Linked DNA regions of Homo sapiens: region 1 is linked to region 2. The links are chromatin loops, found by intact Hi-C in ENCODE. Cell type or tissue: gastrocnemius medialis. All regions are shown on one strand.

Region 1 (5,000 bases), 74 kb before region 2:
CCAGACCCAATTGGATGGAGCCTCAATACTGCCAAAATCCCATTCATTTCTCTAGTCAGCCTTGTGTCCTTTTTTCCCAATAAAAACTCTGTCTCTTGGTCACATGGACATTTCCATCCTATTTCTGTTTGAGGTAGAAATCTGCTCCTGTACCTTGAGTCCCACCTGCTTCTGCCTTTTCAGTTGACTTGCTCCTTCACCTGCCACTTGTCTTGGATCACCAGCTTTAGCCATGGACTAAGTCTTTAACATGGGTATTTAAACATACTTAAAACACTTCCTTCAAAAAGCAAAGCATAACAGTGCTAAAGCAAATTTTCATGGGTCCTCCTCTGCCTACTGCCTTCCTCCCTCTAACAGCCAAATAATTTTGCATCTACTCTCAATTTTGCACTTTCCTACACCAAATATACTGACATTTTTAGTGCTAAATCCAGGAAATTTTTTCTTAGTCTTTGTTTTACTCAGATTCTCTTCAGTATTTGAAGAGTGTAGGCCACTCTCTGTGCATAAAACAGTCTATTCCTCCATGGGCTCCTAGCTAACAGCCTGCAGTTTGTCAGTTTTCTTTGGGGTTTCTTGATCCTCTGCCTACCACTGAAATGGCAGTGTTCTTTCGTCAGCACTTTCTGCTGTTACCCCATATTCCAGAGGTATTTAGCCATGGCTATGCATCAGAATCACCTGCAAAGCCTTTTAAAATGCAGCCATCCGCTTGCTATGCTCGATCATCTGAATCAGAATTACTAGGGATTGGGGCCCAGGCACCTAAGTTATTCAGAAATTCCACAGATGATTGTGATATGCTGGTGGTCTTCTTCACATCCATGCCTTCTCAGGCATTCCCTTTATCAGTCTTTCATCTGGATATCCTAGACCCTAGGCTTATATTTTAGATATGTCTGCACAAGATGTCCAAACTCACTGATGTGTCCAAGAGAGCCTCCTTGCCTCCATTCCCTTCCCATCTCATCCAATCTGCTCTACCACCTCCCCCTTTTCTCCTCCCCCATATTTCAGTCTGAATGAGTGACATCAGATTTTATTAAATTGTACAAGCCAGAAACTTGATAATCATTTTGAATTGTTTTATTTATCCCTCATGTCCAATCAATTGTCAAGTCATATCAGTTTCACCTCTAGTATTCTCCAAAGTTTTTTATATACATGGGTATTACTTTAGGTTAAGCTAAGTCAGTCTGTGTTGCTATAACAAAATACCTAAAACTGGGTAATTTATAATGAACAGAAACTCATTTCTTACAGTCTGGAAGCTGGAAAGTCCAATATCAACGTGCCAGCATCTTGCGAGGGCTTTCTTGTTGTGACATCATATGGCGGAAAGTGAGAGGGCAGGAGAGAGCAAGAAGGGACTGAACTTGCCCTTATAAGGGCACCAATGCCTCCCATGAGGGTGGAGCCCTCATGACCTAATTACCTCTTAAAGGTCCCACCTCTTAATACTGTTACAATGACTATTAAATTTCAATATGAGTTTTGGAAGGGGAGAAACATTCAAACCATAGCAGCCACCATCATCTGTCTTCTGAAATATTACCACCACCTCCTGACTGTATCCTCTGTGTTTGGCTTTGCTTACTCCCACTAATCTGTTTTTCACACAATGCTCAGAACATTTTTTTCTAGAGGATAAATATGATAATATATATTTCCTGCTTAAGACTTTTCAGTGACTATCTGTTGCTTTCAGAATAGAGGCCAAGCTGTAACATGGCATATATGGCCCATCAGAACCCGACGCCTGTTCTGTTCTTTTGTCAGGTCCTCTCTTTCATTCTGCACACAGTTTTCATCACAATTCTCTGGCGTTCATGATTCTCTCTTGTCTCTGAGCCTTTGTTTCTTTGCTGTTTTTGCCTAGAACACCCTCTTCCTCTTGGCTCAGGTCTTACATCTTCCATTCCTGTCAAGGTAACTCCTCCTCATGTTCCAGCTCATATCTGATATATCATCTTTTAAAAGGATGTCTGCCTAAACCTGTAGAATGGGCTTAAGAGGGCTTCCTGTTTATTCTCATACTGTGTACAATGAAAATCTACTCATTGATTTACTTCTCTCTCCCACCCAACTTTATGTTCCTTTAACATAGAAACTTTTAGGCATCGAAGAATTCTTTTTTTTACATGACACATAAACTCTCAATGATTGTTGAAGGAATGAAATGAGGAGTATTCAGAACTGTTAGTAAAAAAAAAAATCAGAAAATAATGATCAAGAGAGGCTTTATAAAGGGAAAGTCAGTAGTTGAAAAGCTAGAAGTAGAATGAGCTGACTGACTTGAAAAGAGGCCACTACTTAGTGAAAAGCACTTCATTGGTATGGTAGGAGTTGAAGTCAGAATGCAGAAAATTGAGGAATGAGTGGTGTATGAGTTTTCTGCTGAAACAAAGTACTAGAAACAGAGTGGTTTAAACAGAAATGTGTTGTCTCACAGTTATGGAGGTGAGAATTCTACGATCGAGGTGTTGGCAGGGCCATGCTCCCTGTAAAGGAGCTAGGGAAGGAACTGTTCCAGTTCTCTCTTGTAGCTTCTGGTAGTTCCTTTGCTTGTAGCAGCATCCATCCAGTCTTCACATAGTGTTCCTTCTGTGTACGTGTTTGTCTCTTCACATGGTGTTCTTTTTATAAAGGCGTGAGGCACACTGGATTAGGGACCTACTCTCTTGCAATATGTCCTCATCTTCACTTAATGAATCATACCTGCAACAATCCTATTTCCAGTAAGGTCACATTCTCACGTACGAGGAGTTAGGACTTCAACACATGATTTCTGGGGGAGACGCAATAAAGTGTTGGACTTGGGTTTATTCGTGGTGCTATTATTGTCATACATTCATAGATCAATATTAGCTTTTAATCTCTTATTTTAGAGTCCACATTGTAGCATAATATTTACTGTGGTTGCCATGGAAGAGAAGTTAGTAAATGACTTTCACTATACAGGGCTACCACACTGGTTTCCAAATTGAGCTCTTCAAGGTTGAAGATGGAGGACGATGGAGCTCCTCCACCACAGCACCCTCTCTTTGCCTAATTTACCCATAAGCAAAGCAAGGTTTGAAATCCACCTATCTAAAATAAGACTTTTAGACATGTTGGAGGATATATTTTTAGTCATAATGTTGATAGCAAATAAGAAGAGAAGATACACCCTCAGCAATTGGAGACAAGAAAATCTGATGCATAATTTAAAAGAAGAAAACGACAAAAAGTACGAAATCTTATGTGCACTTATTACCTAATACTTTAAAATCTTGGAGATATATATATATATATATATATATATATGTAATTATTAGGTCTAAGTAATACACAAAGTTAAACCCTTCACTATCTTAGTTGGAATACGTATAGAGGTATAGATATATATAGATATCCTTTCCCACACTTATTTTAGCTCTTGAAATGCATAGAATAGGAAAAAAATCAGAATTATAATCTCCATGGGAGCAACTTTATACCAAAAAACACAGAAGCAATTATATTTGAAACCTGCTAGAGTACAAAATTCTAGATTATCTTTAGCAGTTTACTTTTATTTTCATGGATAAAATTTGAAAAGACAAGGGCCAGTGACTCATTCTACCATTTGAGAGCATCGCTAGGGAGCATGACATTATCACAGAGACAGATATATGGTGACTTGGAAATTTTTTGTAGGTAATTCCTATTCTTAAACTTAATATGAGTTGCCAATTTGGAACACTGCTACATTATATTTATCACAGAGTTATAACTTTTAATGGTTTGAGGGATCATAGATCTGACCACATCAATATTTGGCTCATTTTCAAAATAGAAAGTGCTGAAACACCAAAATACTGAGCTGAATTCTTTAAAACTTTAAAGCTGAAAAACCACTCATGTACATAAAGTGAAATAAGAATCAACCTAGTGTAAATGGCTGCATTTTTGAAATTCCATTGTAAATCTTAATAAAAAATATTGTTTTAAAAAGCCAGCATGTTTGGAAATGGGTGTAATTTGCATTAAAATCAGATGAGATTATTTCTTGGTTTTACTACTAAGACACATGGACACAGGAAGGGGAACATCACACACCAGGGCCTGTTGTGGGGTGGGGGAAGGGGGGAGGGATAGCATTAGGAGATATACCTAGTGTTAAATGACGAGTTAATGGGTGCAGCACACCAACATGGCACATGTATACATATGTAACTAACCTGCACATTGTGCACATGTACCCTAAAACTTAAAGTATAATTGAAAAAAAAAAAGACAGATTGTGGATGCTTATGGAAAATACGTTTACTTTTTCTAGACTCCTAGAAGGCCATTTTGAGGACTTCTGTAATAATTCACTAAATAGATAGAAAACTGCCTAGACCTATACTTCGCTGTAAGATAGTCCTCTTTTGGTCTAACCCTCATTTCTATTTAGCTAACTAGCTAGTCAGGAGTGTAAGGTAGGCAGTATAAAGAATTTTAAACTTACTAGGGTCACATTCAAAGTAAGCCTAGAGTAAAATCAGGAGATCAGATTACCCCAGCTACTGAGACTGAAATGTGAACTGTATTGTTGAAGAGCTTTTCTTCCTCACAATTGAAGAAGACATAAAGACTGGTGATATAAGAGCAAATGCAGACACTTTTGGTCACTGTTAGCTTGTTTTGAATGTGCTGACTGTGTCTGTGTCCATCTTGAAAATATTGAGGAGTCAGCAAAACATATTTGACTCTTTACCCACTTTTTCTTAAATGTTTCATAGTCATGAGTATTTCGTGGGGGAATTTAATCTATGTGCCTATGATTCATTTACACTAGTCTCATCAAAATGGCATAGGGAGATATTGAATGGCTAAGAATCCTTAAAGTTTAAGAGGCCATTTAAGGCTTTTATCTCTGAACCAGAAAGTCATAGTGTACCAGGACTACTCCCAATTCAAACATACCAGGGTTCAATTTTGTTTTGTCTAATATATCCCAGGAAACCTTACTGTTTGATTCATGATTTCTA
Region 2 (5,000 bases):
TCTTTTTACAGGATTTAATGCTATTTTACTTCGTCAACAATTTTTTTTTCTTCAAAGATTTGTATTTTTAAATGACTGATGCTATGAAAGAAAATACCCTCATGATTATATTTATATTGTGAATTTTTACAGTAGGGGCAAACTAGAATTTTTCATGCGGAGAGCACTTTGGGTTTTACTCAATATAGCTCTTCAAAGTTCTTCAAAGTTCAAAGTAAAAATTGATGCTAGAGTAATTTTCCTGTAATCTAGGTGAAAAGCCCACATATCATTTAACAAAGTAAATGCTCATTCATATTTAATACAAACTCTTTTTTCTTCTGTTGAAGCTGACTTTTATCCAATTTTTAGTTTCCAGTTATCTATGGTTTTGGGAAACAGAGCTAATTTGGATTCATGAATTCTGTAAACAAGTATTTCTTGAGAAGCTCCTGGTTGTGAACTACCTAGAATGAAACTGGGTAAACTAATATCAACATCCATTCTTTTGCCAAACATCACTGATAAACTGCAACATTTTTTTTTTTACGTGAGTGGTCTTGGAATCAGACATTTCTGCATTGAAAACCCAGCACTGTTGCTGACTGGCTGCATGGCCTGCATCTACTTCTCACATTTCTGACTGCCTACCAGGTTCCAGGCACTGTTCTAGGCACTGAAGATGAAAAGATGAATAATATGGAGTTCCCATCTTCAAAGAAGTTACAATTTTAAGGAAGACTGGCAAATAAAAGTTACCCCACAAAATAATAAAAATACAGGGGTAAAACTAGGGCATAGTTATATTTTGGCTGGTCTCTTTACCTCTGAGGTTCTTTTGCTTTTTATGTAATTGGATTTTAACCTCAGAAGACTGTAAGGTTAAAGATGATAATGTATAAAATCAGTACTCTGAGTAATGATCAAAATTTTCTGTTGCCATCCACACATTTGAGTGAGATGTAGTGAGTGCTAGAAAATAAAGCAGTTCGTATCAAAAAGGGTGTGTTGAAAGAAATAAACTAATCCTTGAGAAACACTGTCATGCAATCTCATATCTAGAAATTGTGCCTATGTTCTGTCTATAAATTGATGAATTGGCAGGGTGTTACATTTAGGACACACATTGACACTACATATGACATTTGTAAAAACACTTGCTAATTCAGCTAACAGCTCGCTTCTCCCCTTCTCCCCACTACTCACTGTGGAGAGAGCTTCCAGCTAATAGCTTAGAATCTCCCAGACTAACCAACCATTGATGGAACCAGGTGCTATGTGATTGTAGGAATTTATTTGTTGCTCTGAATGTTAACTAAAAGTAATGGGCTTCTTATTTTGTCCTTTTCCTTTTGTGTTATAGACGGCAAAGACTGTTTCTCATCAGTCTCATATAGCTAAATTAGATTTATCTCTCATGCTGACTGATTAAAAGGGTTAAATTCTGGGCACGTTGTCCCCTGAGTCCTCTGAAATCCATGTCAGAATAGAAGTGCTCATTACCAGACTCGATGAGGAGCTCCTTTTCCAGAACTTCTCTCTGCTACACTCTAAGGACCAAGCACCTCTGCCTAAATTCCAAGCAACCATGGCCTGTGGCAGTCTTGGAACTTTTGCCCTCTGGCATGGGTAGAACTAGCGTCAATTGGGTAATTCAATCCCTGAGTTCCTTCTTCAATGAATGAGAGAATCCAGGAATGTGTTGCCAGTTGCCTTTTCCTTGTACCTAGTTTTCCTTGCTGCAGAATGATGACAGTCTATTTCCACACCTCCCCTCCTGCCACTACAGGATTTATGGTCTGCATGCCCCAGTTGTGAAGCTGGCATGTAGCATTTTGTTGCCACAGGCCTGTGAGTGTTTAGAAGTTTGTGTTTGTATTTCCAGGGCTACAGTTTGAATATTGAAGGAACAAACAGCAAACAATTCAGAGGTCAAGCTGTGACTGCTTCCTCATTTGGAGAGCTTATTTTATGTCTGTATATTCTATACTCAGATTCCCACATAACTTGTTTTTTCCACCTTCATTGCTTTGGTTAGATGCTTTCAAGTGCATTTTTTCTCTAAGAAATCTCCATAGAAGAGTTGTTTACTTGAAGTGATGGGTGAGCAAAGTTTGCCTGACGTGGAACCTCAGTAACTTTCCCCTAAGGAAAAGTTCTGGCGTGTAGGGGTGGGCGCTCTTCCATCCAGACGGATGGGAACATAGCCAAGCAGCCAGGAGACACATTGACTTGTGACCACTGGGAAGGATGCCTAGCCAGAAAAGTCCCAGCAGCTGGGTCTGTTAATCTTTTCTGAATGAACCAGCAGGCAGTTGACCTCTCTAAACCTGTCCTGGATTCCTTTATATCTTTGTAGTCACCTTTTTACCCCCTCAAGAATTCCCCTATAAAGTTGTTCTTAATAAGACTCTTTTTGCCCACTTCCCCCTGACCTTCTGAGTTGAATATGAATTTCACTAATTGGTGAAAGAAACCACCATGACCTTGATAAAGCCATTTCTACTCTGGTTCCTCCCTTCTAAGAATTTGTTCATTCAAGCAAGTATTTGAGTCTAAATGGATCCACTTGGACATTTTAATAATTATCATGAACCTCAGTATCCTTAAAGTGTGGCTAAAACAGGCTCAAAAAATTCAGATAGTGTAATCTACTTTCTCTCTCCCTCCTCCAGATTTAAGTGGATTAATTCACTTCACTATGCCAGCACCTGAGTACAGAATAATTTATTTCTGTGTCGTTTCATGATGAAAGTCCAGCTGGCATTAGCTCAAATTATGCAGCTGGCTATTAATTGAAGAAAACTTCCCTGTCACTCCTCAGTCAAACATGATCTGATTCAGCAGATCCTTTTCACTCTCATCTCTTCTATTCTACCAGTAGAATAAATGTAAATAACTTTCACTTGGCTCTGCTTGTCATGGATTGTAAATTACCTGGCAGCATGCAGACTGACCACATTACTGTTTTGGAGGCGGCTTGTTTCAGTTGATTAGTATTTCTAGAAGAGTTTTGCACATTTCATCTCTGAGGCCTGAATGATGTCCACTAGCAGGAAATATTGTAGTCTGCCTTTTTTCTTACATACTGTATACTAAATTTCAATCTAATTTCAACAAGATGTCAAATTCTAGCACCTGTAGGGCAGGTGTTGGTCTTCTATGAATTGATTATATGTTTTTCTATCATACTGGATGGTGTACAAGCCCAGGTTGTATTTTAAATAGAATTTCAAGAGAGAGATTTGTTCTGGAATTTAGAAATATATATTATGTGCCAAAATTATTTGATGAGTGCATTTTGTAATTCTTAAAATACAAAACTACTTGGCATGAAGAGATGCTATAGTATGTTAACAATTGTGGAACTTTTTCATAAGATGAAATTCTGTGCAGAAATGAGGGAGCAGAATTCTTGTGGGAGTGCTAAAATGGTTCATCAATTTGATCCTCACAGCATATGAGAATTCACCAATTATATTACTCTCTGAAAATATGTTTCAGTATCAAGGGCCTCTTTTTGCCCTTCCTCCATCCCAATGTCTGTACTCTCTGTACAGTGTGATCACTGGGTGCTGCATGACCAGTCATTATTATACGCTCAGCCCTGAAAATGAACTTAAGATGGTAAAATCATACCTTGCCAGGATTTGGGTGGCTGTGAGGGATTCAGTAGGATTTTAGCAACAGGGACTGGAAAAGAAATCAGAACTTGGCAGAGAAAAAAATAGCACTAGGATACTAGAAGAGACCTGGGAGAACTAGCTTGACCTTAGAGGCTGGTCTTGTGAGTCATTTGAGAAATAGTATCAAAAGGGCATAAGAGGGCCCGGCATAGATTAGGCTATTTGGGGTTACAGGAGATCCAAAGCTAGAAGGGGCAACAAAACATTGTGGTATGAGGCCATCCTAATTTGAACATCAGGCACAGGATCTAGTGTCCATGAAGTAGATCTCAGGGAATGGGCAGCCTGAGAAGAAGAGTAGATCATGCAGAAGCCAGCAGTCACCCCTAGATCCAGATCTGAGTGTCATGACCTAGATGCAATTAAAATCCTTATAATGGGTCCCACCCTGGCAGGATTCTTTCAGGAACTCAGGCTGAGCCTGAAGTGAGTAGATTCAGCTGAAGGGAAGGTAAAGAACTATAAGTTGATAGACTTGCAAAATGGAGAGGCTGCTTTTAGGAAACCATTGATAATAGTATCAATCCCATTGATAATATATGTGATTGCCCTTTTATAAGGCCATGTGCTTTCTGCACAATTATGATAAAGTATTTAGCCAAACTTGTATTCCCTATATAAAGGGGGAGGAGATAGTATCCCATGGGGAATTCCTTCCCATATTATAAACTGGTAGACAACTTAAGCAAAAATGTTTTTACTCATATGAACACTGTTGAAGTATAAAGCCAGGTATTTAAGTCATGATAGGTGTTTATTTACTTTGAACATTTGCCAGAAGTTTGATGATGGGTATATTTGTAGACTGGGTGTTAGAGGTTGTTATATTCTAAAAAGATATCTTCTGATTAATTTTCTTCATTTATAAAAACAATCTATTTTGATAACATTTAATTTATGAACTTTGGTGTCATGTTACACTTTATACATTTTGGTTGTACATTCCCTGTAATGCTTACAGAGACAGCCAGTCAGGCAATAATTGCTACATACTGAGCGCCTTCTATTTTCTGAGTACTATTGTAAATTATAGAGATAAAGCAGTGAACCAGACAGAGTCTCCATCCTAAAAGAGCCTAGTAGAGGATGGGAACTGATGTAGTATCTTGTAATTGTCACAGCATGGTACACTTGCTTCTTCAGATGCCATTATTAAGGGCGTCGTTTCTTTAAATTCTGAGATCCCTAACTCAGCTTATGCCAGAACTGATGAGAATTAGACCTTCCTAAGGTCTTCTTTCTTCCTAAAATGAATATTGAAATAAATCTATAAGATAAAAATAATCCTACCACCAAGCCCCAATTAAGACTGGATTTTTAACTTGCTCTTCTCAG

What was found. Peaks named below come from ENCODE experiments on the same cell type or tissue, not always from the same donor. Only the 100,000 strongest peaks of a DNase experiment are listed, where the experiment ranks them.
Region 1: a loop joins it to region 2, with 2.4 times the contacts of the local background. A loop is called at or near these places in 1 of 110 quality-filtered maps.

What each region holds. Positions count from the first base shown.
Region 1 is chr5:59,615,228-59,620,227 of GRCh38, reverse strand. The region is part of intron 1 of PDE4D (phosphodiesterase 4D); the gene reads left to right. Among named protein-coding and RNA genes, the nearest start is that of MIR582, 86 kb to the left of the region's middle. In gastrocnemius medialis, no CTCF peak of the experiment used is centred here; a DNase peak (open chromatin) is centred at 2,587; H3K27ac peaks cover 5,000 bases.
Region 2 is chr5:59,540,877-59,545,876 of GRCh38, reverse strand. The region is part of intron 1 of PDE4D (phosphodiesterase 4D); the gene reads left to right. Among named protein-coding and RNA genes, the nearest start is that of MIR582, 160 kb to the left of the region's middle. In gastrocnemius medialis, no CTCF peak of the experiment used is centred here; DNase peaks (open chromatin) are centred at 1,766 and 2,216; H3K4me3 peaks cover 760 bases; H3K27ac peaks cover 5,000 bases.